Linked DNA regions of Mus musculus: all the other regions are linked to region 1. A link is a loop called in an ENCODE intact Hi-C map of the cell type or tissue named here. Cell type or tissue: left cerebral cortex. All regions are shown on one strand. Links, peaks and the distances in the headings refer to the core of each region. The heading gives the core; the rest is flanking DNA. Region 1 overlaps Kcnb2 (potassium voltage gated channel, Shab-related subfamily, member 2). Region 2 has its middle 16 kb from the start of Msc. Region 3 holds the start of Gm51617 (a long non-coding RNA gene).

The links. A loop is a pair of places that touch in the nucleus more often than their neighbours do. Peaks named below come from ENCODE experiments on the same cell type or tissue, not always from the same donor. Only the 100,000 strongest peaks of a DNase experiment are listed, where the experiment ranks them.
Region 2: it touches region 1 in a loop (7-fold over the local background); 2 of 42 quality-filtered maps call a loop at or near these places.
Region 3: it touches region 1 in a loop (2.8-fold over the local background); 2 of 42 quality-filtered maps call a loop at or near these places.

Annotation. Positions count from the first base shown.
Region 1 is chr1:15,678,295-15,688,554 of GRCm38, forward strand. The region is part of intron 2 of Kcnb2 (potassium voltage gated channel, Shab-related subfamily, member 2); the gene reads left to right. It also overlaps the pseudogene Gm25227. Among named protein-coding and RNA genes, the nearest start is that of Gm51617, 66 kb to the left of the region's middle. In left cerebral cortex, for the core only: a CTCF peak has its summit at 5,537; a DNase peak (open chromatin) is centred at 5,463; H3K27ac peaks cover 638 bases.
Region 2 is chr1:14,734,879-14,745,138 of GRCm38, forward strand. No RefSeq gene overlaps it. Among named protein-coding and RNA genes, the nearest start is that of Msc, 16 kb to the right of the region's middle. In left cerebral cortex, for the core only: CTCF peaks have their summits at 3,612, 3,815 and 5,340; a DNase peak (open chromatin) is centred at 5,346.
Region 3 is chr1:15,616,545-15,626,804 of GRCm38, forward strand. All of the region lies in intron 2 of Kcnb2 (potassium voltage gated channel, Shab-related subfamily, member 2), which reads left to right. Gm51617 (a long non-coding RNA gene) reads right to left here and starts at 1,320. Exons shown (of 4, transcript XR_003947747.1): 1 at 1-1,320. In left cerebral cortex, for the core only: a CTCF peak has its summit at 5,557 (motif pointing left); DNase peaks (open chromatin) are centred at 5,543 and 8,112.

The sequences.
Region 1 (10,260 bases), core at 1,573-9,572:
AAAAAAATCAAAGCTTTGTGTAGAAGGCTTCTAAGTCAGATTATACAAGAAGAATGTGTCCAATCATCAGTGTCTGCATCTTTTTCTCTCTGTGTCACTGTAATTAAGACTTTAGATTGAGAGGAGCCTGAAGGAGGACTTTCAGATGTCTACGAACCTAGTGGACAATGTAAATATCTAACATAACACGTAGAACATGTAGAATAAGGTTTAAAGCCTTAGCCGATCAGTTCTTACTGTGAGTTTCAGTTCGTTTGTCCCCTTATTTGATGAGGAAGTCAAGTCCCCTTCCCAGCGTCCTAGGACACTGTCTATCGGACCTCTCATCTAAGACAAGCTCTACACTAACTTTCTCCTTTTAAGTATTTCCATGGCATTTTTGTTTCATTCAGCGAGGATTTTGGAGGCACTGTTTTGTGTCTGTCTAGTTCTGTCATTTCTGTTCCTTGCAACACCATGTTTTCAGAGAAGCATCCCTGACCCTCAAGTCCACGACAGCCATCTTCATGGCACTAAGTCTCAGTATTTCCTTCACAGATCTTATTTTAATTGTAAATAAACTCGCTTATTGATCATTTGATTAATGCTTGTCTCCAGAAATTGAGAACAGGAATCATGTCTAAATTTGTTCAGCAATTTATTCCAATGTCTGGCACTCAGTACCACTCTGTCAGTTGGTGGATTGGTTAGGGAATGATGAATGGATGGATGGAGCAACCGCAAGCTCGTGGTGTGCTACAGCAAAATGAGCATGACTAGGCTTAGAAGGCAAGTGAGGCTAGAAAGATAAGAGTTGGGCAGAATTATAAACAGCCTCTCAGAAGCACTGCCACGTGCCTTATAAACAAGAAGTTATGAAATGTCAAACCCACAATGACCAGGTTAAGAACTTAGGAGGTTCATGGAGGCTGAAGGACAAAGAGAGGCCTAGGAAAGGAAGAGGCAAAGGCAAGAAGAAAGGTGTTGCTATGGCCAAAGTCAGAAGTGGTGAGATTCATACAAACACAGCAGCTGCAGAACAGCAGGAGCAGTGCTGAGTCACATAACCTCAGACATGCCTGCCGCTCCTTAGAGGATCAACAAGGGTTGGGAGGAACACCCTTTAAAAGATGCTTCCACCCCTCTGACTTAGTAGACCCATCAACAAAAATACCCTCAACGCAGGGGCTGATCTCAACCATCTTATACCCATGGTACTATAAGAATAGGAAAAGAGTAACTATTTTTCTTCTTGGTTATTTTTCAAATTGTCTCAAGAAGTTTAAAACTTCAGGTTTAGTCAGACAGCCAACCAATATTTGCCAAACACTGCTCACATTCCAAAGATTTTCAATATAAATAAATAAATAGTCAAAAGAAAGGCTGTGGATATGGCCACTATCGTTACAAAGCTTAGAAACAAGCAACACAGCCACAGAAGAGCCATTGGTGTAGCAAATGATCTGATGGGAGAAACAAGGAGAAACATTGAAGCTGCACTCAACCTGGTCTCAGGGCAGAGCCAGAGGACATGTGATCTAATTGCAAACCAGATGTATGCCAGTGGGGTGAGAAGAGAAGGAACATTACCAGATGTAGGACCAACATGCACATAGAGTCACAGACAAAAGAGAACATTACAACTGATAGGAAGATGGCATTGTCTATTTCATAAGCTATTGGGTGATATAATGTTGAGAAGCACAGAGTTTCAGTATATCACTACTGATAGTGGCAGCAACTCTCTTAGAAATGTAGATTTGAGAACCACCTGTGTCTAGATGGTAATAGGGAACCACTGACATGACTGGAAGAATAAAAGGAACGCTAGCAGTGATTGGCAAACACTGGGGTGGTGAGACTCGGCTGCAGAGGTGTGGCGGGCATGAAGGAAATAAAGAGCAGGCAATTTCAGCCTGGCATTGGAGGAAGTGGGTGACATCAAGATGAGGAAGTGGTACATAGAAGAAACTTTTATCAAGCACCTGAAAAGGGACTGTAAGGACCCATTGCATTCTGGATTAAGTCATGATCAGGGAGGACCCCAAGACAAGTGTTTTTATAGATGGGTAGGAACAAAAGCAAAATTACAGCAGGTGAAAAGAATCTACAAATATGGATAGTTAGTTAATATGCGAGTGTACTTATTAAAAATAATCCATATCAGCAGCACAAGAACAAATGTATTCTGACTTGCAGTAATGAGATTTTACCTCTGTGCTGTTGTTTGGCATGTGATTAAAAAAAAAAAAAAAAAACTCAGGGTCTAGCTTTGGATGCCCCCATCCTAATTTTTTATCATGCACTGTCAGACACTGGCAAAGGAAAGAGAAAGTAATAATTCTAAAGTCATTTCTACAGAGGAGACTTCCTCTATAGAATATGCCATCCAAGCATAATGTGTTTATTCTTTTCTCAAGGAGTTTTTGAAAAAGACATTAAACGCAATATAACATCAGTAGCAATTTTCTGCATTGCATGTGTATCCAATTGGAGAATTTATTTTACTTCGTAAATATTAAAAGGTCTCTCGGAAGCAGAAATTCCAATGACAGACCACATCTCTAGGCTCCAGTTGAGAGTCTTCTCAATGACTTTTGGAGATTTGAGACCAGCTTTGCATCCCCTTCATTTACAGGGAACACAGACAGACTTGAAATTGGCACTTGTCCTTGTGTGAACATTCAATTCATCTGTGTTAGGATCTTTATTTACCCTCAGACTAACAAGCTTTATTCCAACTAAACTCACAACTGAGGTGAAACAAACAAACACACACACATGCACACACCATACAAATCTTTTACTTCAAAATGACATTGAACAGATTAATAAACCGAGGTACCAAGTGATTTGCTTTCTTATTTATTTATTTATTTATTTACCTACTTATTTATTTTAGTAGGAAGAGGTACACATGCCACTGTATGTGTGTAGAGGTCAGAAGACAACTTATGGAAGTTGGTTCTCAACTCCATTATTTAGATCTACAGAATCAAACTCAGGTCATCAGACTTCATAGCAAGCACTTTTACCTAGCCATGATTAAAGAAAAGTCTACTATAAGCATTGACCAAAATATACCACAGCCCAAGCCGAGTACTCTTTCTGTCAATCAGGATGCCCCTCCCCGCAGCACCTGGCACCCAAACACTGAGCATCAGCTCTTGGCTGGCTGGAATTGTGTGCTTCCTTGGTTCTAGTTTGAGTGTGAGTATCAGGAGCCATCTGGGAGAGGCTAAGACTGGCAGGTGACTTTCCTGGAGGTGGCTGTTTCTGCATGGCCTACAATGGGAGAAATCTGAGAGGCAAGGTCCCAGGAGACTTCACCTCAGGATTGCTTCTTGCAGCTGATCACTATTACATAGTCTAATGATTCTTAGGCATCAGCCCACCCTATTGGACAGATTTCCTACAAATCAACTTTAAAATGAACTCCCATGAATTAATGCTGTTTAGATGAATTAGTGATTTTATAGGATTCTTGGTTTGGTTTAAATAATACTAGGAAGTTTTAAGGGGTGGTTTTAGGGTGTTTTGCCAGAAATATATAATAAAGCTAGACTCAAGAATAGAATGTGCCCATTCCTCATAAAATCTTAAGTAAAAGTTGCATAATAAGAAATACAATGAGCTTTCACAATTACACTAAAAAGAGAAATAGGCTTGGGACAAATTTGTGATCCAGGAAAAACATTCATTCTAGGTCAGAGCCAAGAAAGATGCCACAGGTGTACATTATGATCAAATGAGGCATATATATGTATATGTCTGTTTCTCTATATATGTGTGTGTAGGCATATGTGTGTACATGTAAGTGTGCATAAATACTTGAGGAGTTGATGAGCTAGGTATTCAGGTCCAACCAGAGTATGTATGTATATGAATGTGTGTGTGTGTGTGTGTGTGTGTGTGTGTGTACTGCCTGTGTAAAAGATTTTAATTCTTTTTCTCTCTGCTTTACAAATAGTTAACGAGTCCCAAGCCTCTCACTTGGCCAGTGAGAGGTCCTTGAGCCAGAGAGAAAAGAAACCAGTGCTTATTAAAGCACAAATAATAAGATTATAAGACCAGGAATCCCAGGGATCATCGCTTTTGAGCCTTCGTCCGACTCCACGCCCTGTCCAGTACTGTTCCCCTAAAGGATGAGCATCTCTAAGCCATTCCTTATTTAACAGGGCTACCTGAGGAATCAGCCCGGCAGAGTTCAGCATCTCTCTGGGAATATCAGTAGTATCAACTGACATGTAGTAGTGAGAATACATGGAATACGTTCATTAACAAAGCACTGGGTGTGGTGATGAGTCATTTGTCCTTTTGCTTCCTTGCTGTTGGCTGGAATTAATGATGAAACCCACCTAAAAGTATTTTTAAGAGATTGACGTGAGCTAATGCATGTGTGTTTGTCACTACTAATTCTCTCCTTTTAACTAGTTTATATATCAGTCAAGCTTATTTGGAAGATAAGGATGACTCTTTGGTCATGTAGTAAAACGCTGTGTGCACTTTCATGCTTAGTTGTGATTTAACACAGAATAATTGTATTTCCCTCATTCCTGAAGTTAAGTTTGTAGCAACTGAAGTCTGTAACCAACTCCATGTGGAAGGCATTTCTTGAGTTGTGCTGTGTAGAAAACCTCCTTGGGAGTGCAAGAGATGGCAGCTGGCTCTCCCCTTAAGAAATTACACGGGCCAGGCAAAATCACTCAGTCAGGGGACAAATCCATGAGGCAATTTTATTAAACCTTTGTAAGTGAGACAAGCTGTAAAGGAGGCATGCACCTCAATGTTGCAGCAACTATTCATTGCCTTAATTCAGCTGGGTCAAAAGTGATAACAGGAAGGGGCTCTATCCTATATGTACAAACAATGTCTATCATATATAACCCATATACACCATGAGGTGTTCAGAGTACCTGAACTCATATGAGGTTTAATCTCTATGGAGTTGTCACAGAATAATAGCATTATCATCATTATCCTTCTGTGCATGAGGAAACTGGCACACAGGTTGAGGATGCTACTCAAAGACAAGCAAACAGAATGAAAGGCAGAGTCCAAATATGGACCCAGTTAGTCTAGAGCCCAAGACCACATAGTTTGCTGTTATCAATACCAGCTCTCAAAGATTCGTGCTTTAGATGAATACCTGTGTAGCCTAACCCGAAGCTCCATTTTATCAGAGAGGAAACAACTGTTTAGGAGGAAGATTCTGGCCTTCTGAACGGGCTTCATGCCTACACTGTATTTATTGCAGTTTTTCTCGGAAATGCACCGTTTTATCTAACAGAGATAAAGCTTAGCAACTGGGCTAATTTAAGTACCAAAGAATGAAAAGGGAGTTTATCTTGAAAACACCCTCCAACATTTTCAGCAACCAGCAATGTGAAGCAAGGCCAAATTCAGAGTCAAAGTGAGTATAAATAAAGAGAAGTTGTTTATATCTTCTCTCCAAAGTATAGGATTTCTAAAGAAAAGATGCCTTTTATGTAACATGTAGGTCCAGGAGAAGCCTGGCTGTGTTTGGGCCAGAGCATGATGGAACAGAGACACCTACTGGTGAGAACAAGCCTCGTGTCATAGATGAATCAATTTGTTTCCAGAATGCAGAGTTTCTCATTAATATTTCAAAATGTTGGCTGGAGCGCATATAATGGTAAGATCCAGACCCTTTCCCACAGGAAACTGCATTTTAAAAACATCTGGTACACCCAACTATTCATTTCCAAACTCAAACACAGACAGCTGTTAGGATCCTGTTCTGCTTTCAGACTGGGTACAATATCCCTAGAAACCCTCAGTTCCGCCATTTTAAGACAACAGCATTGAATGAATTCCTGAATTCAAAGGACAGCCAAGACAAAGCACTACAAGCATTCACATCTTAGAATCCAGGACATTACAGGTGGCTCAAGACACAAACCTCTCATCAATCTGTAAGTGCCAGGATTCGAGCCTACCCATTTCAGACCAGTGGTTGGTTGCTATTTCTCCTAGAAAGCTGAGATGCTATCTTGATTCTCCAGAGACGACTTCCTTCCACCCAGACTTTCATGAGTATGTAACATTGGAAGTCTTGCCATTCCCATCCCAACAGGTAGCATTGTGCTACAAAAACTGTGCTTTGATGATGTTTGTCTTTTAGGAAAAATTCAGAAAGGCAAAGTGAAAAAAGGACATGCCCTAGTTTTTTCAGGTTGCTAGAACAAGGTACTGTTCACTGGGTAGCTTATAAACAATGGACACTTATTTCCCACAGTTATGAAGGGAGCCAAGAACAAGATCAAGGCATGAGCAGCCTGTGTCTGGCGTATTTCCTGGCTCACAGGTATCTTTTCCCTATGTCCTTACTTAAAGTTTCTCTCGTCTCTTCTATTAGGAGACAGATCCTGCCCAATGGGGCCCCACTCTTAGCAGCCAAGCCTTCCAAAGAATCCTTCAAATACCATCACCTTGGCTGTCAAAATTTGAACATACAAACTTTTTTCTTTTGAATTATTAGCATATGTTCATAATCAGGGCTCATAATTATAATTTATAAATATATACCATGTAGTTTGTTCATATCTCCCTCCTCCCCTAACAAAGTGGAATTTTTGAGGAATGCAAACATTCATACTATAGCAAGATAGAAGAAAATGAAGTTTAGGGAAAGGCAAATTTTTTTGCGGAGGTAACGATATTATTTTTTGTTTTTGACTCCTCCTGGGTATCCTGTTGATGCCCTGTGTCATGGAGATACTCTAGTTTTGGATCTGTAGGACCAGTCCCTTTATGCACCGCAGAAGTTTATTGATGGGATAGATGTTGGAGTGGGCCAATTCAAAGCCCTGGAACTAGGCTTGAGAGGTATCTGAGCTGGTCACTTTGCTAGCTCTCACACCCTCAGAGCTGGTTCTCCCACAACTCCTAAATCCAGGGCCACTCTACAGTGCTGCCCAGGTGAGGTACAGCTGGCTAGAAAGAGGATCAGTTCCTCTGCTCTCATGCTGCCGGGCCAGCTCTCCCACAATGCCCACTTGAGGGGAAGGGCCAGTTCCTCACAGTCCTCAAATATCATCAACATGTCACAAACTAGGGATGTCTGCCTAACCTTTGAAGGTAACCGACTCCTGCTGTTGTTGGTCATGTACCCAGATGGAGCCCTGGATAGCAGTCACCAGCTACTCAGATTAAGCTATTCCCCACTATCCTCAAGTCTCCAGTTCTGCCTGTCTTCATTGTGTCCACACCCTTCTGTTTCTCTTTCTTTTCCATTTCTCCACCACTTTCTTGCTCCTCTTAGTGGCTCCTGGGATCTCCTAGTACCTGGGGTCATTCTAGGAGTGGTCTCAGGAGTGCAAGTGGACAGGGTTCAACTCCAACGTGGTCTGCCCCTGCCAAGCCTGTGCAGCACCCAAGTGGTGGTCATTCAGGCTAGCTCCATCTCCTGGCCCCATAGCACTAGTCTAGTGGTCATCTCAGAACTGTTCCTAACCTGAGCATGCCCGAATAGTCTTTTGCAAGGGTTGTCTGTCCCGGGCTCACTCTTGCCCTGGATTCATCCTGGGAGCCCATCCCAGCCTGAATGGTGCCAGACTTGTGGTTATCTCAGGCTACTTCCCTGTCTAAGGCCCCTGGTATTGAACAGGTAATCATCTGAGGTTCAATAATTTTCATGGAATGCTAGGCTACTCATCATTCAGATGTTCAGAGGTCACAACACTAAGCTTAGATACAGCTTCTCTCCTCTCTGCCACCTACTGATGCACAGCAACCATACCTAAAGGCAGTAAGGGTAGCATTTTTAATAGAAATATGTAGAGGGTAGTCTGGTGCTTCCATGTATTTGAATGCTAAATTCTGTATCCCAAGGCCTAGTGGCCCCAACACAGTGAATTTTCACATACACCAGCATTTTTGTGTAAACCCTGCCCCCTTCCCAAGTTATCCCTGATTGATGGGCAAAGCATTGGTTCCTGGGCTTGGGGTCTCAGGTAGAGACCACAAGAAGAGTGAGGAGGAAGAAGAAGGAAGTTGACATTGGGTAGGAGGATCATGAGCACATGGCCATAAGGGCTGGCCTGATGGAGTAGGAGTGGTCCAGTCAGAACAGGCCCAAGTCATATCTCAGGCATCACCACCAAGAAGCAGAGAAAATAGCATAGAAGGCTGATATCTGTCCAGCTGTGGTGCTCTAAAGCTTGTTATAGATCTAAAGGTTTCTGTGGGTTTTTTTTTTAATCTGGGACAATAAGGTCTTAAGTACGGTAGAAACTCCTAAATAGGTATTTTAAGATAACAAGGGTGTGTAGCAATCCCCAAAACAATAAAAACCACAAAAGACAGAAAAGCTAGGAACAGTCCAGAGAGATGATTCAGCAAGTAAAGGTGCTTGTTTTGTAAGCTTGTCAACCTGTGTCAGCTTACAGCCACAACCTGTATTTAGCCTCCGGACTTAAAACATCCCAATGTTCCAAGAGTCATTGAATTCTAATAATCATTTAAACCAAAGAAAGTTCAGTATAAAGTGCAGTTCTTTCCAAAAACTTCTGATCATACCTGAATTCCATCCTCACATGAACATAGAAAGAGAGATAGGACTCCACCAAGGTATCTTCTGACTTCCATGCACGTGCGCGCACACACACACACACACACACACACACACACTCACAGTTTAAAGCAGGGAGGATTCATAGCAATTAAATGACAACATCGTGGGCTTCTTTTTTCAACTTTCTGTAAGTCTAGAGAGGCTGGCAGCTGTGTTAGTGAGCACACCACAGAAGAGGTTGGATGCAGGGATGTAGAACCAAAAACTATATGAAGGTCATGAGATCCATGAGAGCTTAGCAACTCCAGGATCTTAGAGTAAAGGAAAAATAATTTGTTTACATTATGAGCTGATTTTACATCAACCTCACATGCATTTATATAAGGCTGGTTAAATACAAGATTGTTACTTACAAAAAGAAGTTGTAAGGCATAAAGCCCACAGTAAATTATTAAGCTGAGAAGGGAAAAATTCCTTGTGATACTTTTTTGATTACTAAAATTGAGAAATCATTAACTATTTAGCATGTGAATAAATAAAAAATAATAAATAAATAAAAATAAACTCATCTATGGCTAAGTGAAACCAGGAATCAAAAGGTTGAATTTAGTACCAAATATATCCTCAGCAGAATGAGAGAGAATAAATACTATAATCAGTTGACTAAAAGCAGTCATTAATATGTAAGATATCACCCTTATTGTAATACTCTCAGAAAAAGAAAGCCAAACTGAGGCCATGTAAGTGGGAGGGAGTTGATTAGTGCTGTCCTCAAATGCACAGATGGTCACTTTGTTGAAACAAACAATTTCCAGAGTTAAAAGCTTGAAATCTAGTTAATAGATTGACTCTATTTTAAATGTTCTTATTTGACCATTGTTTGCCACATTAAAAAAGCAAGTGTCTAGGTTTCTATACAACAGAAATTTTTACTTTTCCAATGAGATCAAAATGGGAAGACAAAAGAAAGGGAAGGGAAGGGAAGGGAAGGGAAGGGAAGGGAAGGGAAGGGAAGGGAAGGGAAGGGAAGGGAAGGGAAGGGAAGGGAAGGGAAGGGAAAGGATGGACCAACCAATTTATACCATTTATTTATTTAAGTGATAAAAATTAAAAACTAATGGTTTGTTTTCCCTGGCAAGTCTGGGATGCCAATAAGCAATTGGACAAGTACGGTCTCATCTTCAAACTACTTAGTCATGGTTGTAGAGAGAGCAAATCAATGGTTTCTTTCAGCCTGCTTTGCATGTGGACTTGGGTGTTCTTTGTTTATCGGTCAAAGCTTCAGTACCTGACAGTCTCCCAACCGTATCAATAGGATGAGAACTCTCAAGCAAAAATGGTGTGTTTCATTTACGTACGAAGTCATTGTGTGCCTGGCTTTGTTCTCTGGTCTACTTAACTCTAAGAAACAGACACTGCTTTGAAATTAGAAACTGGAATGAAGCTGATGCCATAGCGGGCTTAAGTGATTATCTTGCTTGCTAGCGCATTTATATAGAAAGCTCAAATTTTGTCTTCTTCAGATTACTGTGTCAGAGAAAAGATTAAGGAGGTTTCATGGCCGCAGATGACAGTCACATGGATTTGCATGTGCATTCAGAGAACTTTGATAAGAATAACACGTTTTTATGGGCATCACAGGGCTAAATGCTCAGACCTGGACAACATCTTACAGAATCATGTGTAAAGAATTGTAAATAATGTGATGAGATGAAACTTCCCTATTTTTATTATGTTTATCCAAT
Region 2 (10,260 bases), core at 1,396-9,395, 940 kb before region 1:
TTGGTGCCCAGGCAAGAGATCTAAGGGGGTGTTTATTGAAGTTAACCTTAAAAGAAACATTGACAAATTTTTAAGTTAACACATTATCCCCAAGAGGAAAATATGGGCAAGAGACAATGAGCTGCCCCCAGCCTCTGTAGCTTTGTATCTGACATTAAGCTTTGCAAGCAGGCACTAGACTACAGATGGGTATAAAGGCATTTGCTTAGCACACTTGGTAGGTCTCACTTGGATTCCCAAGCACAGAGAACTAATCAATTAGTTAAAAATTAAAGCAAGATCCCATAAATAATAAAATTGCTGTCCTTTATGTTTCTATCCTGAATGTTATGGACCGCTTTTTAAAAAATGGTTTCATAAATTTATTTTCCTTTTTTATTGTATTGAGAATAGTCTTTTCTCATACAATACATCCTATTTATAGCACTCACATCCCACTTCTCTCATTCCTCTGCAAGTTTCCTCCCTGTGGAGTCACTTCTTTTCTGTTTTTCCTTAGAAAAGCACAGGCTTCTAAGAGATAACTACTAAACATGTCAAAATAAACTATAATAAGATGAAACCAAAACTATCGTATTGAGGTTGGACACAGCAATCTAACAGGAGGAAAAGAGTCCTAAGAGCAGGAAACAGTGTCAAAGACCCACTCATTTTCACAGGCAGATGTTCCACAAAAATATTGAGCAAATAGCTATAATATATACATAGAGGACCTGGTACAGTCTCGTTTAGGCTCTGTGATTGCTGCTTTAGTTTCTGTGAGCTCATACCTCCTTGCTTGGTTGATTTAAAGGGTAGTGTTCTTCTGTTGTCCTCCATCCTCTCTGGCTATTACAATTTTTTTCTATTCCTCAGGATTCCCCGAGCTCTGGGAAAAGGGCTTTGATGGAGAACTCCCATTTAGGCTCTCTCCCTCTACATGCTGTCTACCTGTGCATCTCTGCATTTATTCCCATCTAAAGCTGGAGAAAGCATTTTTGATGACAACTGAACAAGTCTTGACTGTGAGTATAGCATAATATGATTAGAAATCATTTTATTGATTTTTTAAAAGACAAATAGTGTTTGGTTTTAGCTTAGGACTCTGCTATCTAGTCTCTGGTTCTTAGTTCTTGGTTCAGTGTTCGGTATAGGTTCCTTTTCGTGAAGTGGCCCTTGTCACAAATCAGACATTGGTTGGCTACTCCTGCAGTTCTGTGCCAGCATTGCCCTAGTATATTTTGTAAACAGGACAGCTTGTAGTCAAAGGTTTTGTGGTTTGATTGGTGTGACTAATAACCATGCCACCAAGAAGGCTGTTGCTGTCCTATCATAGCTGTTCCATAATGGGGATAGGTCAGAAACAGAGACTGAGGTCAGGCGTCCCAAACCATGACCCCAAACAAATTCTCCCTTCCTTAAGTGGCTTTCTGCCAGGCATTTGGTCACAGCAATGAGAATAAAAAATTATGCATGCATCAATCTGAACAACCCTAGGATGCATTCATGGGTACCATGGTATCAGAGGAGAAGCTGCCAAAGGGTTCTAGTTAACCAATGCCCATGACTTGGCTTATAGACGATGATGTGCACAAACTTTAGTATATCCCAAGTCAGATGGAAGGACCCTATTGTGTGGGTATAGTGGCAATGAAAACCCAAGTTTCAACTCAAATGAAATCTGTAAAACGAATCTGTATTTATGCCCATAAATGACCTTCATAAAACTAGACAGGGCTCTGGGACAAGTGGGACAAGAAACAGAGATAGTGAGACTTCAAAAGAGACTCAGGAAGTAGCAAAGAAGAAGCCAAAATTCCAAGAGGATGTTGCCCTGGAGGTCAGAGGTTAACTGGCCTGAGGGTCAGAAACAGGGCCTTTCAGGACTGGGGAGGAGACACCTGCTTTCCTACACTTTCATTCTATGGCTGCTCTCTGTGAACTGCACACTGATTTTGGAAAACAGAAAGAAGGCAACAGTGCCCTCCACCTTCATTCGGGAGTTTCTAAATGGTTACCAGCAGTTGCTGCCAACCTAAAGGACAGTCCCTCTGATATGGCCATTAGAGAAAAATCAGAATAAGCGGGCAGGCAGAGGTGTGGGGTGGGGGTGTTGGCATTCTTTCTAAGCTCTGCCCAACAGTTGCCTGGAAACAGCCTGGTAGGTCTGGCTTGCTATAAAAGGGGCTGTTTGGCCCTTTGTCACTCTCTCTGACCCTTCTCTCTCTCTGACTCTCTTCTCTCCTCTACTCTCAATCTTCCTCCCCCTCCCCTCTTGCTCCACATGTTCCTGACCAGCATCTCCTCTTTTCTTTTCACTCTCTTGTCTGTCTGTCTGTCTGTCTGTCTGTCTGTCTTTTTCTGTCTCTACTCCTTTCTCAACTCCTCTACCTATGCCCCAAATAAACTCTGTTCTACACTATACCCATCCTATGGCTGGTCCCCTTGGTACCTCAGGGAAAAGGGATGCCCCAGCACAGGCCCACAGAGCACCCCATCCCATCTCACCATAACTCCCTCTGTCAAAAATACCCTGGTCTTTTATAAAACACAACAGGATTGTGTTGTAAAAGCTTGCTCCTACTTTGAAACAGTTCTTCCTACATAGTTTCCTGAATTTTGAGGTGTTCTGATGTGGAACATATTAAAAAGAACTGACAATTTCTCACCCTCCATCCAGTAACTCTCTGCCTACCAACTCTCTGGCAGGGTTGAAGCTCCCAAGTTCCCTTTGCTGCCATGCCAACCCCACACAATGACCGTCCACCCCACGGTCATCTGCCACAACACCCAGCAACCCGGTAGAAACAAAACTCTAGAAGCTTATAATTAACAAGTCAGATTTATGGATCAATAAATTCTCAATTCTCAAAATGCTCACACAGTAATTTCAGAGCCAATTGATAATGATACAAGCTGCCTTCCTAGATCAGACAAGTTATCCCTATATGATATTTATAACTACCTGTGACTATTAAAACCACATGGGATCAGGAACTTCTTCCTGTCTGTGTGCTTCCATCTTAGCTTCTCCTCCTCCCTCCTCTGAGTCACTCTCTGTCCCTGCAACTCTTCACCTTTTCATGTCCAATCGCAGGCCTCCTGCTGCACTAATACTTTAAGGTAATTGGACAGGGAGAACCCTGCCACAGTGCTCTTTCATTCAGGATGTTATGTGTCTGGCAGTTGGACACTAGTTTTTAAATGCCAGAATTGGGGAGGGGTGTCAACTTTATTTGTGATTTTTTTTTCCCTTGAGAATTCTTCTACCCCCTACCTCCAAATTTGGAAAGCATGATAGAAGAAAAATAAGATGAACATCTGTTATTCAGAAAAACACACCTCAAATTATTGCCAATCTGTTCTTTTGCTAACAATTCAGCAAGGAAGAGAATATAGGCTCCATTTGACTCAATGTAACAAATAATTTGACTTTTTTATAACTTATGTGCATATTTTTATGTATAGAGGTTTTAAAACTGCATACATGTGTTGTCCTTATATCACATATACCTATGACTTATAGTGGACAATAAAATGATTAAATTCCATGTGGCACTATGGTTTTGTAACATCTATTCCTGAGATAATATTATTGACCATAAGTGGGCAGTATACACACAGATTATGATTGCCAACTCTTGAATTATCCATGGTTTTCTTTATCTCAGGCTGCCAACCGATATTGCTGCTCATGGTGGTTTGTAAGTCTTTATCAGTTTAACACAGATAACTCACCTGAGAAGAGGAAAGGCCCACTGAGAAATTGTCTCCATCAGCTTGGCCTGTGTCTGCATGGCTGTTATGATTCTCCTCTGACAGCCACAAGGGGCTGACCTTCCAGTTAGTAATGCCCCATTCCCACAGAGCAGCCACAGAAGGAAATTGTGGGGGGACTGACAAGTTCTCCCCCATCTAGAAGGGCCCTGTTTCTGACCTTCAGGCCAGCAGCTAAGCCCTGACCTCCAGAGCAACAACTTCTTGGTATTTCTGCCCTGTCCATGTTACTTCCTGATAGGTGAAATTTTTAAAGTTTTACCTCTTCTGTTTCTACCCACAGGTCCCAGTCTAGTTCTATGAAGGTTATTTATGGGCATGAAGATAGACTTCTTCTATAAGAAACATCACTTTATGGATTGATGATTAATATAGGATGGTCCAGCCAACTGTGGGCAATCAGAAGAGTGGAATCTGTGTTCTATCTATGGCCTTTGGTAGAGCCTGGCCATTCTAATATGCTTCACAGGCGAGGATGCTGCTGCTCTGCTTCATTTTTGCTACTAGCTGAGTAAAGAAGCTCAGCTGAGGAACTACCTCCTTCAGATTGACCTGTGGGCCTGTAGCATCTTCTTAAGTCCTCATTAACCAAGGTGGGCGCAAATGACCATGAGTGGGTCCACTCTTGCACAGGTGGGCCTAGGCTGTATACAAAAGGCCTCTGAGACAAACCACAAGGAGCGCGTTTATTCTCCTTCATGGCCTTGGTCTTAACTTCAGCTCCTACCTGCTGAGTTCCTGCCCTGACTTGCCTCAGTGATGAACTATGATGCAGAAGGTGCTTATGGTCAGAGTTTTATCGCCAAGTAAACAAGGACGCCTGCCCTTTTTAATTCTTTAGAAAGGAAGCTTGTCTCAGCAGGGTGTCGTGTCTCAGCAGCTTCCTCCATGCGTGCCTCTGATCACTAACCTGGGCGCAACTTGTGGTCAATGAGTGAAGATGGAGGAGTTATCCTCCCCCCCCCCCCCCCGCCCCCGGCATTGCTTTGCCTTTTCCCTTTTCTATTCATGATTGCACATGGATAGAATATGGAATTGATATGAGGAGAGTGGCCCAAGAGTGTTGTTTGAGAAAACAGCCTATCCACACCGGGGCGTCCTGGAGCGACTGGGTAAGCTGACCTCCAGGAATGGAGCTGGAGCCGCAGGAACCCTCTCTGCTTCTCAGGACCACCATTAGCAACAGCACTATATGGAGACTGGGTAGGCCCTGGGGCCTTTGTGACAAGTCCTGTTAACCTCCTTTGCCCCTGCAGCCTTTTGGGTCCCGGGTCCTGAGTCGCTTCTTCTTCCAGGCATTTCCTGGCCCTGATGCTGCAGCAAATGCCTCATCATGAGTCTGCACACATGCCTTTGCCTCGGGGATCTGTCTACTAGGAGATCCGAGCTCAAACAGTTTTGATGTTGGTAGGCTATAGCTGCACTGAATGCGGTCCCAAACCTTGTACTCTTGTCACCTAGGCCTGAGGGGAGGGACAGAAGGGGGGTGGAGGGCGGAGGGGGGCGGGGGGAGGGGGCAATGCCTCTCTGTGAGGCCAATGGGCTCCTCAACATTGCCTGCGATTCCAGTATTTAGCACAAGATGGCGAGCTAGTAACATGCTTCTATGGGAGCTACCGCCGCTGAGGGGACCTGAAGCCTAAGGTTTTGGCTTACTTCAGTTCTGCTGCTTTTCCTGAGTGGCAGAGTCCTCAAGAACTGAAAGGTGGATGTGTGAGCAGACTGTCCGTGGAGGTGACTTTCGAAAGTTTCCTAATTTTCTTGAATCTGGTGACAGATTATTGAGACCTTAAAATAAGTTAAGTGTCATTTAGTCACAAACCCTTCCTAAGTAGTTACCTAGTTTGAAGGAATCATAATTTTAAATTCTTGCACCGGATTCTGTGCCTAGGTAATCTTGTTAAGTATTTAATTAGTTTTCATTCCTGTTAGTGTTAAGGCCATGTGATGAACATAGCATAAATTGTGTAGGAGGCTCCTTGTAGCTCAGAAGGGTTATAAATGTATGTTTCTATGAAATCCCCACCACAGGTGTCCCCATAAGTACAGAAATGCTTATCATCTTCAGAGGCCATCACACATCTCCTTGGTGGCTTTTATTAAGTCTACTGTCACCTCCACTTCAATACAGACTAATTTTCTCTTTTGCTACTGGTAAAGCTTGAAAAACTCTGGCTCACCTATGAGGAGCAGAAAGTGTCTTTATCCTCATCAATAAAAGAACTTCTGGGGGAATCACCATCTCAGACTTCAAGCTGTACTACAGAGCAATAGTGGAAAAAAAAAAAAAAAACACTTCATGGTATTGGTACAATGAGAAACAGGAAGATCAATGGAATAGAAGTGAAGACCCAGAAATGAACCCACACACCTATGGTCACTTGATCTTGACAAATGAGCTAAAACCACCCAGTGGAAAAAAAGATGGCTTTGTTTGTTTGTTTGTTTGTTTGTTTGTTTGTTTCAAGACAGGGTTTTCAAGACAGGGTTTCTCTGTGTAGCCCTGGCTGTCCTGGAACTCAGAAATCCACCTGCCTCTGCCTCCCAAGTGCTGGGATTAAAGGTGCACACCACTACCGCCCAGCAAGACAGCATTTTCAACAAATGGTTCTGGTTCAACTGGCAGTCAACATGTACATGCATGCACATTGATCCATTCTTATCTCTTTGTACAAAGCTCAAGTTCAAGTGGATCAAGGACCTCTACATAAAACCAGATACACTGAATCTAATAAAATAGAAAGTGGGGGAGACCCTCAAACACATGGGCACAGGGGAAAAGTTCCTGAACAGAACACCAATAGCTAGTTCTCTAAGATCAAGAATTGACAAATGAGACTTCATAAAATTGCAAAGCTTCTGTAAGGCAAAGGACACTGTCAATTGGAAAAATTGTCAACCTACAGACTGGGAAAAGAACTTTACCAATCCTACATCTGACAGAGGGCTAATATCCAATATATAAAAAAGAACTCAAGAATTTAGCCTCTAGAGAACCAAATAACTCTATTAATAATGAGGTACAGAGCTAAGTCAAAGAATTCTCAATTGAGGAATACTGAATGGCTGAGAAACACCTAAAAAATGTTCAACATCCTTAGTTATCAGGGAAATGCAAATCAAAACATCCCTGAGATTCCACCTCACTCCAGTCAGAATGGCTAAGATCAAAAACTCTGGTGACAGCAGATGCTGGCAAGGATGTGGAGAAAGAGGGACACTACTCCATGCTGGTGGGATTGCAAGCTGGTATAACCACTCTAGAAATCAGTTTGGCGGTTCCTCAGAAAATTGGACATACTACTACCTGAGGACCCAGATATACCATATACCCAGAAGATGCTCCAACATATAATAAGGACACATGCTCCACCATGTTCATAGCAGCCATATTTATAATACCCAGAAGCTGGAAAAAAAACCCCAGATGTCCCACAGCAGAGAAATGGGTACAGAAAATGTGGTACATTTACACAATGGAATGCTACTCAGCTATTAAAAACAATGACTTCATGAAGTTTGCAGACAAATGTGTGGAACTTGAAAACATCGTCCTGAGTGAGATAACCCAATCACAAAAGAACACACATGGTATGCACTCACTAATAAGTGGATATTAGCCCAAAAGTTAATACCCAAGATAAAATTCACAGACCATATGAAGCTCAAGAAGAAGGAAGACCAAAGTATAGGTGATTCAGTGCTTCTTAGAACAAAGGGGGAACAAAATACTCACAAGAGGAAATAGGAAGACAAAGTGTGGAGCAGAGACTGAAGAAAAGGCCATCCAGAGACCGCCCCACCTGGGGATTCATCCCATATACAGTTACCATATCAGACACGATTGTGGATGCCAACAAGTGCTTGCTGACAGGAGCCTGATATGGCTATCTCATGAGAGGCTCTGTCAGAGTCTGACAAATACAAAGATGGATGTTCTCAGCCAACCATTGGACTGAGTGAGTGATTCCCCCATGGCGGAGTTGGAGAAGGGACTGAAGGAACTGAGGGGAGGGGGTTGCAGAACTATGTGGGGAGCAACAATGTCAACTGGCCAGAAGCCCCCTCCCCCAGAGCTCCTGGGGACTGGACCACCAACCAAAAAGTACACATGGAGGGACCCAGGGCTCCAGCCACATATATTGCAGAGGGTGGCCTTGTTGGACATCAGTGGAAGGAGATGCCCTTGGGCCTGTCGGTGTTCGATGCCACAGTGTAGGGGAAGGCCTGAGCAGGAAGGCAAGAGTGGGCCGGGGTGGGGGGAGCATCCTCATAGATGCAGGGGGATAGAGGAGGGGAAAGGGGTTTCTGCCGTAAACCAGTCGGCCCCCCTCAATCTGCAGGAGAAATTAGGGTTCCAGACAGGTGGGCAAGGAGTTGGCGATGAAAAGAGTGACAAACAGACACAAAGGAGTGCTGTATCTGGATGCAATTTGTCAAAGTGAGCATCAGTCTTATATATTACAGAAAACAGAGAAGTTAAGTGATACATTAAGGCCATCCAAGGTACATTGAAGTTATCTGATGCAAAATTACTTTTACAACAAAACAGAAGACTGCATACTAAAAGCTAACAGGAACCAATTGTTCAAAAGCAGCCCCACCTAAGGTCAGTTTAATCTTAGCAGCCAGGGTCAAGGGCTTCACACCCTTGCCTTAGTTCCAATTCTAGTCTATTGTATAGTCCACCTCCCCCCTAGGCCATTGTAAATTCCTGTGTATGGGTGTAACTCAGCTATCTATAGTTCTAAGTACTTACTCTAGTTCCTTCTTAGACCACAACCTTCCTTCTTCCTAGGTCATTGTAAATTCTTGCATATGGGAGTAACTTGGCTATTATTCTAAGTGATTGTGTGGGGGGACTTTCTCCTAATAAGTAGTGTAGTCTGCCATATACTACAATATAATAAGAATTCTAAACTTACTTTGCTCAGCTTGCCCTGAGATTTCTAACTCTATGTAGTAGATAGTAATGCCTGATTTCTTTTCACTATTTCTCTTATAATACTACAGGCAATTCTGAATGTCACTGAATAGGCAACATTCTTACTGAATTCCAAGCCCAGGGTTGGCTCAAGGACTACCTAGGGCATTGGTGAAGGCCAGGAAGCAAAGTTCGATTTTGCTTAGGTATATGGCAAGTCATTGCTTGGAGGCACCTATAACAAAACAATACTGAAAGAAAGCACACAGATCCATTCGTAAGGAAAAGTTTGGCTCATTTGTTATATGGTATGCCACAGTTCCAGGAGACTACGTTTCCATGAATTTTTCGCCTCAGGACTGTGTCCAGTTTTCTAGGCCTGCCACGCGAGTCACTACTGGAGTGGATGTAGCAGGTCTCTGGAGAGGAGACCTGGAAAGGGAATAACATTTGAAATGTAAATAAAGAAAATATCTAATAAAAGGAAGAGAAAGGAAGGAAGGAAGGAAGGAAGGAAGGGAGAGGAAGGAAGAGAGAGGAGAGAGAGAGAGGAGAGAGAGAGAGGAGAGAGAGAGAGAGTCTTTATCTGAAACTCATTTAAACAACTCCTACATACAAAATTAGCTGACTGTTCTAGTCACAGCAGGGTTGCCCAGGTAGGCTTTAACTGGCTCTGCCTTCCTTTCTTCCTTTCAGTAGCTTGGCTCCCATCTTCAGGTTGGCCACTTTCTGCCTATGCTGGGTTCTCCAGGAGTCTTCACAAAATCCTTCATGAAGTTGGACCTCTTCCTTCCAGTAACCACAGAGAGAGTATGTGACTTAAACTGTCCATATCAGCAGAAAATGAAGACAACAAACTAAAAATATTTGCTTAGACTCACAAGTCTTTCCTAGGTAGCTTTGACTAGCATCTCCCCACAGAGAGAGAGAGAGAAAGAGAGCAAGAGAGCTCTGACTCACATTCTGGACTCCATTCTATTTTAAACTCTTTAAGCTAGATGTATTTATGTATTTCTACAACTCATCTACTGTTCTTAGTTCACATCCAAGGTGAAGTTCAAGTTAACACTTAAAGTAAGCTTGGCCTGAGTGGCCGTTGTCCCCATCTCTATACACCCTGGCAAACAATCCTTTGGAGATACAATGGAGTTCTGAATTAGAAGAGACAGGTTTAAGCTATGACTACCATTTACCCTGGGTAGCCATTGGCACATTCCTAATGTCTGTGAGCCTCAGCTTTCCTATGTGTAAATGAAGATAATCAGAGACATATTGCTATATCTTGTGTGTGATTAAAAGGTATGATAATAACTGTGAGATATTCTCATAGGGCTCAGAACATCTCTTCTGATTTTGAAGCTTTTTTTCTTTTACTGCCTATACTCTCAATCAGTTCTTTTTCCATCCAAGAAATCTTTCAAGTAGTTAGATAGAAAATAGAGCTCATGCCAAGTGCTAACACCTGACTGTGCACATTTCTAGGTCCTGTGATAACTATGTCAGGTGCTTCAAAGCTAAGAAATTCTGAAAATCAACATCATCTTGTGAAGGAAAGAGAAAGATCATATCAAAGAGTAATA
Region 3 (10,260 bases), core at 1,253-9,252, 62 kb before region 1:
CAAGCCAAACTGAGATCGTTCATTTTTAAGCCCTCTAAGAATGGGGATGCTGAGGCACTGCTTTCCCCAAAGTCTCAGACTCAAGTGTGGACCAAAAATAATGTCGGTGAATTTTCCCTACAAGCACTCAGGAGGCATGGGTTCTTGAGAGCTGAAATAGCATCATGTATTTCTTACTCTGCCTGTTTGTGCCTTTTGTACTCTAACTTGGAGGCCCCCTCAGGCAAGCCTCCTCCTGTGCCTCAGTGCAATTTCCTCTGCTTTTTCATGGTTCTGCCCAGACGAGAGTCTGAATATCTGCCTGTAAAGACAAAATTCAATCTATTGAAATGAATAGTTGAATCAGTAATTTGCTTTAGATTATACTGCCCAAAACTCATTCTTCAAGCTTTAGGATATTAGAGGCCCTCCCTGATTACACTCATGGAGACGCTGTCACCTAGTCATTATGTGCATGGATAAACTATAAACTACAGCATGCTGAAATGAATTCAGTAATTAGTCCAGTCTATACAAAGTTTTTCCAGGCTGGGAATCTGGCAGAGTAGTAAGCACTTGCCTGGCTTGCAGGAGACCCTGGTTCAGTCTCTGGTACCACAAAACAAAAGGGAAGGATTTTATCACTCTGGGTCCATCGGAAATCCTCAGAATGTATAGAAAGCCCCTATTCTTTTCTAAAGCGTGGTCTCTGATCAGTGGTAAGATAACGTCAGAAGCAAGAGTGAATGGAACAACAATGGGAAGGATGCATATCTGACAGGTCTTTATAAGCTGTCAAGGCTGCTAGAAAATATGTCCCCATTGCACTTCATAACCACTCTGAGAAATGTCTTATTTTACAACATTCCAAATGTGGAGAGTGACCTAAGAAATGAGGTCGCTCACCTCAGGCCACAGTAATACTAAAGGTAGTTTCGGACTGGTACCCAGCTCTCTCTTCCACTTCTTTCTGGTGTGGTATACTCCACATAGTATTTTTAAAATATCTATGAATACTATTCTGTAAGTCCTTTTCAAGGCCTTGATAATGTAAACAAGACAAAAATAATATATCTGAGATTAAAGCATTCAAATGGCTATTTTCATGGGACTGGTCTTTGTAACCATGGAGACAGATATGTCCTTCTATGAAGACTGAGGCAGAAAGTGAGACTGTAACAGAAATTATTTTCACTTGTGCTGTGGGGTAGGGAGGGTATAAGGGTAGGAAGTGATGTCATTACGGCAAAAAGAAAAGGCCAGATATTTCATAATTGGATACTAAAAATCATTGCTTATCAATGGAGAGGATCCAATGCCAGTGGGGACTGACTGTTTCCTCTGCTTTTCATCCTTTCTGCTGCTTTTAGTAACACAGTGTCTATGTCATCATAGCCACCTTCCCTTCCAGTAACACACCCATACCTGCTGCTGTAAGAGCAATGATTCTCAGAGTATTTTTTTTAAAAAACATCTTCTTAAATACTTTCCAGGAAAGAAAGGGAGAAGGGAGAAAGACCCACACATCCTCCCCACCAAGCCCAAGTTAATATATTCTGTGACGACACATAAAATCTCAAGCTTAGCAAAGCCTGATCGAATGATACCATAGCAAAGCTCTTATTCAAGGTTAAGTTACTTGCTTTTGAAATTTAAGTTTCTCCTCTACCAACCAAACATCATCAGTGAAGAATCAATTTTAAATATTGTAGATGCGGACTCAAACTTGGTCTGCTGTGACAGCTCGTCTCAAATCTTTTTCCCTCAGTAATCGAGTTGATTCAGGTTTATCCCAGCCATGGGGTATTCCGTCAAGGTCTCAGGAGACCACCCCTAAAAGCTAGTTATGTTTGCTCTTACACCAATTTGCCTCACTTACACTTGAATTATCATTATGTTATTTAAGTTCAAATTGTTGAATGTCACCAATGAAATGGGTGCCCCAAGAAAAAGTTGCTTCAATTGAAAACAAGAAACATACAACGCAATAAACAAAAAGTGGAAACCTATTCGTGTGTGTGTGTGTGTGTGTGTGTTAAATCTTTTACCATTTATCTATTTATCTATTCACTTTCCATTCCAATCCCAGTCCTGCAAACCTGTTCTTTAAGCAATGTGCATTCTTACATTCTATGAGAAGGGTGACCATAAAGCCACATTAACTAAGCCAGGCAGACATGTGAAAGAAATTAAAGTTATTAAAATAGCCTGGAATGCCACAGTAAATAGTTTGACTGGAGCATCTGGCAGTGTGTAATGTGTTTAAGGTATGGTATCATTCGATCAGGTAAAGGTAGTCTCCTAAATTTGCCAATGAGAAAGTCACTCACACCTTCCCCACAGCAGGGTTGGTAGTTAGTAACAGTAGTAGCAGTTCCCAGAGCAGTGAGTGCAAGAGACAATATAACTAGAATTATTGCAATAACAGAAACAAAGAAAGATTACTTTTAATGATTTGAAGAGCTGATATTATAGCTGTGGAAAACTGTGAAAGATCTGAAATTTAACCCACTCTCAAAGTATTTGTACAGGACCACTGATAGTGGCAGGAGACACAAGACCACTAAGTCAGAAGAAAAGGACCACAGCAGTAGCTAGAACATTAGAGGTTTCTTATGCTGATCTCTATGTTCCACAGGGAAATACTAAAATGGTCAGATGACTCTTCATTTATAAGAGATGTGAGAACCCTTGGTTTAAGGACCAGAGCTCATTTATGATAAATAGTGGTGAGCCTACCCTGCTTTGGTAGTGGAAAACCATTGTCTCTATTGTACGGCTATTATGTACTGGATTCAAACATCCTTGAGATAACAGACCAGGAAAAAGACAGAGCAAAGAACTGCTCAAAGACATACATAAGAGATCTGTGAAAAATTATTTCCCAATAATGAGTGAGTATAAAAAGTCTAATGAAAGATATTTAATGACAATTCTAAAGAACAGAAAGATCAAAATCAAGACTTAAAATAAAAGCATTGAACAGAGTTGATTTAAGAGAGGAAAGGAGGTTGTTTCTGTATAGAACATGAGAGGACAAGAAAGAACTAAGTAAGAATAAGCGAAAAATGTAAACTGATCAATATCTTTGAATACAAGCATCCCAAAGAACCACTTGAGAAACTCATACTCCACTGCTTCTTGATTCTACCACTATGCAACATCCCAGCAAATACGGCAGCTGGTTTCAAGTGGTCCCAATTGACAGCAGGCAGGGAAAGGTCAGTTGGAGATGTCTTCAAGTGGATATTCCTCTAGTAAGGTTCATCCCATGTGTTTCAATAGCCATTTGCCTTTAACAAGGAACATGGAACTAGCACAGGTCTGAAGGAAAGAAATTATGCAAGTGCAGCAAGCCTGTGAACCAGGACAATTGCTGACCCAAAATTAAACCGAACCAAGTTGTAATTGTGCTAGTGATGGTTGCTTTGCCTCACCAGGAAAAGTAAAGCTCTGGAAAGCAAAGATGTGAGAGGCAAGCCTGAGCTTAGAGATGGAACTCTACTCCTAGCCAGCAGGACAGTCAAACAGGGTCTGAGGAACCACCTGTGGAGAGAAGAGGGGGGACAAGAAACACAAAGAATGGACAGCAAGTCTGATTGAGTAAGCTGACATATTTTATTTTTCCCAGGCAGGTTTTATGCCCAATAGAAGCAGGGTATGGGGAGGGGGATGATGCAGAATTGCTTTGTTTCTGGGAGAACGCACCTGTTCCCAGAAGCAGGATATTGGCTAGGTAAAAAGTGCAGCAGGAGGAACAGAACAGAGTGGGTTGCTAGGTACCTGTCCACAAGATCTATAGCTATTTGTTCTTAACTGGGGGTAGTACTTTCCTACAGAGGCCTCAACTTTTTCCATAGACATCTCAACTAAGCTAGTACTTTTCCACTAAGGCCAAAACTTTTTAAGTAAATGCTTATGGCTGACAAGGCAGTTAACACTTAAACAGGGTGGCTCCCAACAAGTTCTGAGCACCATGTTGTCTTTATTGGGAGTCTGGCAGGATTCCTCCAAAGTTAATCGCCTGTCTCTTTTAAATGCTGGTACTGAGAGTCATGAGAACTGGACTTGACTGTACTTACAGCTCTTCAAAATAAAGACCTGCTCTGGCTCTGAAGATTTTTCTGTGCAAAGAGCTCCCCAATGTGCAATTTCCAAAGCCCTGAAGGTGTAAGTAGAGTCGAAAGCACAAATCACATGAGACACGATCTGAAAATTCACAATGATCTGATGAATGGAATAGTATGGAGAACCAATGTGGAGAAATCCTATCAAACACTGAGATCCTTTGCTAACCATTGGGAATCTACTAGAAAATAATCATTCCTTAACATACATGATCTCTTCCAGCAGTCTTGTTCCTTGCATTCAAAAGATACTGTACCATCAATTAGGGTGACTGTTTCATAAAGCACAGAGATATCAATATCTGACCTCTTCCAGGTACGTCAGTTAGAGCCCAGCCACCTTTGTCAACATCGGGAAACATTTATTTTTGCCTAAGGGTAGCTAATTGAATGTAATAATCTATTCAAGCAGTTGTATTGTAGTAGCAGTTGTGCAGCTGGTTTTTGTGTGGGATTCCTAAAGCAGGAGCAGTGGCTCACTCTGACTGTGTTGCCTGCCCTTGGGTCCCTTTCTCCTAACTGAGTTGTCTTGCCTAGTCTCAATACAAAAAGATGCTCCTAGTCTTACTACAACTTGATATGCCAAGGCTGGTTGATATTCATGGGAAGGCTCCCCTTTTCTGAGGAGAAGGGGAGGAGAGGTGGATGGAGAGAGGTGAGATGTGAAGGAGGGACTGGAAAGAAAGGAAGGAAGGAAAGCTGTGATTGGGATGTAAAGTAAATAAATAATACATACATACATACATACATACATACATACACACATACATACATACATACACACATACATACATACATGCATGCATATATACATACACACACACATACATACATACATACATACATACATACATAAAACAATCACCCAATGCAATAAGACACATGTCACTCAAGTACAGTTATTTCTCATTTGCACTGGCTTCTCTTTTTCTCACTAACAATCATGTATATTTTCTAGTAAGCTCATGATTTACACAGTATTTTATTTTCCTTTTTTATCCTATAAGCATTTTCCAACATTTTTACTGGCATTTTATTTTTAACACTAAACAACTAAATGTTATTTAAATGTCCCAGTCAAAAGCAACTTTATAGGTCCTATCTTCTGTTTTGTACAGCTCAGAGCCTCTTCCATTCTCCATGCAGCTGTAAAACACCAACTGAATGCCCTGTAAGGTACTGTGTTATTACTCCACAGAAAGAAGAAAGCAACTCTGACTCTATCCTGAGCAACAGCAAAAACACACCAGCAAATGGTCACTGATCCCAAAGCACATTTCCTGTTCCAGTAAGAGGTGAGCTAAAGAGAAGAGACTCTTGAGCTTCATTTGAAGGTTCTTTCAAATGTCAGATGGTTTCATGTATTTGAATGAAGAGTTCACTCATGAAACAACTAAAAGCCCACTTCTGGCCACTGTCCTGGTCCACTGTACAACACTGCCCCCAAGTGGCCTTCCAGTTTCTCCCTAAACACCAGACCTCCCAAGCTAAGATCTGATTTGTCTGTTTGGTTATCTATTTGCTTGCTTGCTTGCTTGCTCATGATTCTCTTGCCTCAATTTCCTGAGTGCTGGGATCACAACCATGTACTAACTAACAGGCCTGGCCTCTTCTAGCATCTTTAAATCTTAATCATTTGGGATGGAAGACAGAGCTACAAACAGCTTCCTTAATGTCTCTCATTTCCCCATCGCTATTTAATAATTCTTTGATTTCCTAAATATTTGTGAAGCCATTTGTAAATTCTGCTGCATCTAGGACAAATATTTCCTTTAGCAATTATACAACCAATCAAGGATAGGAGATAATTTTGACTATGTAAAGCATTTCACCGTCATTTGATCAGTCTGCTACCAACATGAGGGGCAGTCCCTGCTTTCCTAAAGAGTCTCTAAGTGATCCCTGCACACAAACTAAAAACAGAGACAAAAACAAAGAACAAACAAACAAACAAAAGCCTCTGTAAAACCAATGATTACTCAAATGAGTAAAAGCACAAAGCACCAGACAAATGGCTACAATATTCTGGGTCTTCTGGGCAAATCAGCAGATGTTCTCTAACCCAAATCCTCATCCCCAGAACTGAGGTGGTCCTCGCAGCTCTCCAACTCCTTGCAAACAGAAGCTGGCTCCTGGAGCTTTGGTATGTGCTTCTATGGAAGGAGAGTGGAGAGGGGAAGGGGAGTCTATGGGAAGTACATCACAGTAACACTGACCTTTCTCTAACTGGTCCTTATCCTCACAGATCACAACCAGGTTTGCCCTCGTGCCTAAAGCCCTGTTCCATGATTCCTTGTGTGTGCGTCTTCCTGCACCAAACATTTCTGTCAGAATCCTCCCTAACTGCTGGGGATGCCATCATTTACACCATTAAGGCCCAATTTGCATTTGAAATAAATATATATATATATACTGGCCAGATGCTTTGTTTCCTCATCTACCAAGAAGAATGGATCATAAACTCAAGAGCTTACCCAAAATGATACAACTGTTTTCCAGATAAGAAAGGGCCAGCTCCAGCTATCCCTGCCCATTCTGATGTTCCAGTTATTGATCTGATTCCACAGTAAGGTGGGGATTGCAGAGCAGGCTTCAGAACAGCATTTCTAAAACTCATGTGAAGGAATTTGTCTCATGTGTTTGTCTTCTTTCAATTTGTTCTGCACAGATACTTTTGTAAACAATAGTGATGAATAATTTAGGATAAATGTAACCAAGCCCTTGACTATTATTGTATTATCAACTGTTATAAAAACAAATTGTAGCTGGATGAAGTTACCACTTGTACAGACTTGTAATGCTAACACTTTAGAGGCATAAAACCTCAAGTTCAAGGCTCATGTGGACACATAGAGCTACCTGTAGCAAACAAAACTGAAATGTTAATTATTATTCTAAATGATTTCTTTGAATTTATGATCTTCTCTTCCTTGGGTTAAGGTCAGTGGCAGGTTGTTCTGGTCAGAGACAGCACTTCGGAATAGGACATAGAGAACAAATCGATGACTAAATCTTTAGAATGCTGCTTTCCCAGCCTTTCTCCCAAAGCTACTATTCGAACGTTCATTAATTCATCTGTCTGTCCTTTCAGCAATGTGTGTGTGTGTGTGTGTGTGTGTGTGTGTGTGTGTGTGTGGTGCTTGTGTGTGGTATATATATATATATATATATATATATATATATATATATATATATATATATATACCTATTAAAAACTATATATGTATATATAGTTTTTAAATAGGGAGAGTTTTTAAGTAGAAAGTATAAAAGGTCTTATACAATAGTCTGTAAGTTGGACGACAAGCTAAGATATTGGCAGAGATATTCTGTCTCTGAATCATATAAGAGACTATTCTGTGGTTTTCTCTGTCTCTGGAAGTTTCCCAGTAGCCCACGGTGTTCCTTGGTTTGTGAACCATCACTGTAATCTGCCTCCATCATCACAGGGCCTCTCTGAGTGCCTGTGCTTTGAGGTGGGGGAGACATATTTTTTTCTGTATTCTACTCTAGTCCAGGAAGCTAAGTGTCCAGAGGAGATTGTAGAGTAGCTGTTATTAGAAGCAGGAGCCACAAGTGTGGTCTAAGACAATGTGAAGAAGGCAGAGTTTAGAGTATAACCTTGAATCAGCTCAGACTTGTGAGAAAGTAGGACATGGCATCTCTCTTAGAGACTCGAGCAGCTAGTGCTTTAGTTTCTTACTGTTGCCATCAGAACAGTGGAAAGATGTCATTCTTTTATTGCAAGACATAATTTGTGTTCACCTAAAATAAAAAAGCTGTATAACTAGGCTCTATTGCCATGATATAAAACTATGACTAAAAGCAGCTTGGAGAGGAAAGGGTTTATTTCACTTACAAGTCATAACTCATCAAGGGAAGACAGGAACTGCAGCAGTACTGGAGCAGTGTTGCTTACGGCGTTGCTCCTCATGATTTGTTTAGTTTAGCCTGCTTCCCTACTCCTAGGACAACCTGCTCAGTGAGGGAACTGTTCACAGAGTGCTGGGCCCACCCACATTGAACAGAAAATGTCTAGAGGACTTGCCTACAGGCAAATATATATATATATCAGATAGTGTGTATTTATATGTGTGTGTGTGTGTATACACACACAATCTGATGTATATATAACCCATTAAGTTGGCCATTGTTGCACACTGCAGACACAGGACACAGTAGTAAATAGCAATCGGCCTATCTACCCTTGTTGAGGAGCCTGCCCACTGCTGGAAGTGTTTTCAATGGAATATGTACCAAAACAGAAACTAAAAGTCTAGCACTACAAAGTTATTAGTTATTTTTCTTAGATCTAATCTTAGAAGTTTTCACCAACTATATATCATTTCTTCTAAGGAAAAGCAAAGAATTAATTGCTCTCATGTCCTTACCCACTAAAAGAAGCTTTTGCCCTCTCAGCTTACAAATCTCTACTGGCTGAAACGACTTTCTGTCTCATCTTCTTCAGCTATACTAGTTCCACCAGAATTCTCTCTAATGCTAAGCATTCTCTGAATGCCTATAAAAACCATGCTTCTAAATATAGGCCTTTCAATCTGTCAATCATCAATTACAACATGGAATATAAACCAGAGCTCTGCTTACTTTTAAGGACTTTTCCCCTCCACTGACTTTCAGAGTAAGAGCATCTAGTGTCTCAGTTGCTCTAGAGAAGCTCTAGCTAAAAGTGTGTGAGGGGCAGGGACTTGCCTGGCATCTTGTTCTCCTTCCTTCTTCAATAGTTTAGGATAGCTTTGTCTTCCTCCCATCAGTACTGTGAACCCTTAGGTCTTAGGAAACAATCTTTGAAAAGATCAGATGTCACATATGGAGGTGAGCAATCCTGTTCCACCATCTAGGGACTTCAGGGCTCCCTACCACACCCATCATTTGTCAGGCAGAATCCTATGCACCCACAGGACCAGGACCATACTGCATCTGACTTTGTTTGCCAAACATGCTATGCCTTGACACCAAATACACTCAAATGTTTGTTAAGCATAACAGCTTAGCCCCAAAAGTGGGGCCATCTGAGAGCTGTGGTGTTGTATTGTTAGAGACAAGATGCACCATGGGGACCCATTATGACAGAAAAGAAAAATAAGGATCTATTATGTCGTCTGACACTTTGGTGCATTTGTACTTCTTGCTTGCTCATTCTTCTCATTCAACTCATGAAGTTTACCAAGAGTTGTGATATGAAGAAGTTTAAATGATCCCAAACCTTCCCAGACAGCCAGAGAGGGATATAAGCCTTCCTGCAAAAAGCCAAACTGAGTGTACCTCTCCACTGATGGCATGATTGCTTCAAGAGCAGACAATCTGATTTCAACCCTAGAATGCTGCTAAGACAAACATGCCATTTGAGACTGCCAGGTAGCTCCATAGAAGAGACCAACATGGCCATAGGCCCACTTCAGGGGACAATGCTGATGCCGCCCTATATTAAGCAAGGAGGCGTCTTCTCTTCATCCTCATCATCACCCTCCTCCTTCCCACTTTTTAAATGAGATAGAAGGAAAGGACTGCTGCTACGTTCTGAGCTGTTCCCTAGCACCTTTGATCAGACATGAGAGAACTAGGACTGTCTATATAAAGAATGAAAATGGATGCAAGGAATAAAGAAGTCATTTCACTTTCTTCTTATTGCAAGAGAGTATAACCTATGTCTTTATTTGCACAAAATAAAGGCAAGAAGTGCCTGCAGTTTGGTATTAGCGTGACAGCTATGGTTCTTCAAGCTCAGTGCACTTACTTTGTGGCTCTAGGGTGCACAGGCTTGGCTGCTTCATGCTGAGATGTGTGCAAGAGTTAAATTCATCAGATTATGAAATGGACTGGGGGAGGGGAATAAGCAAATGGAGTAGGACAAGAGAGATCGCTCTGCTCTGCTATTTAGATCACTTAGTGCTCTTGCAAAGGACTGGAATTCAGTTCCCAGCATCCATGAGGCACGGGTATCATGGAAGGAGCTCAAAACTCCAGCTGCAACTGGCAACACCAGATCCAGGGGACCTTACAGTCTCTTCTAGTCACCTGATCACTTGCACATACACGTAAACACGCATCAATAATAATAGTGGTAATAATGATCTAAACAAATACAAAAAGTAAAATATTCCTTTAATAAATTTGCTATTATTAGATGTTTAAG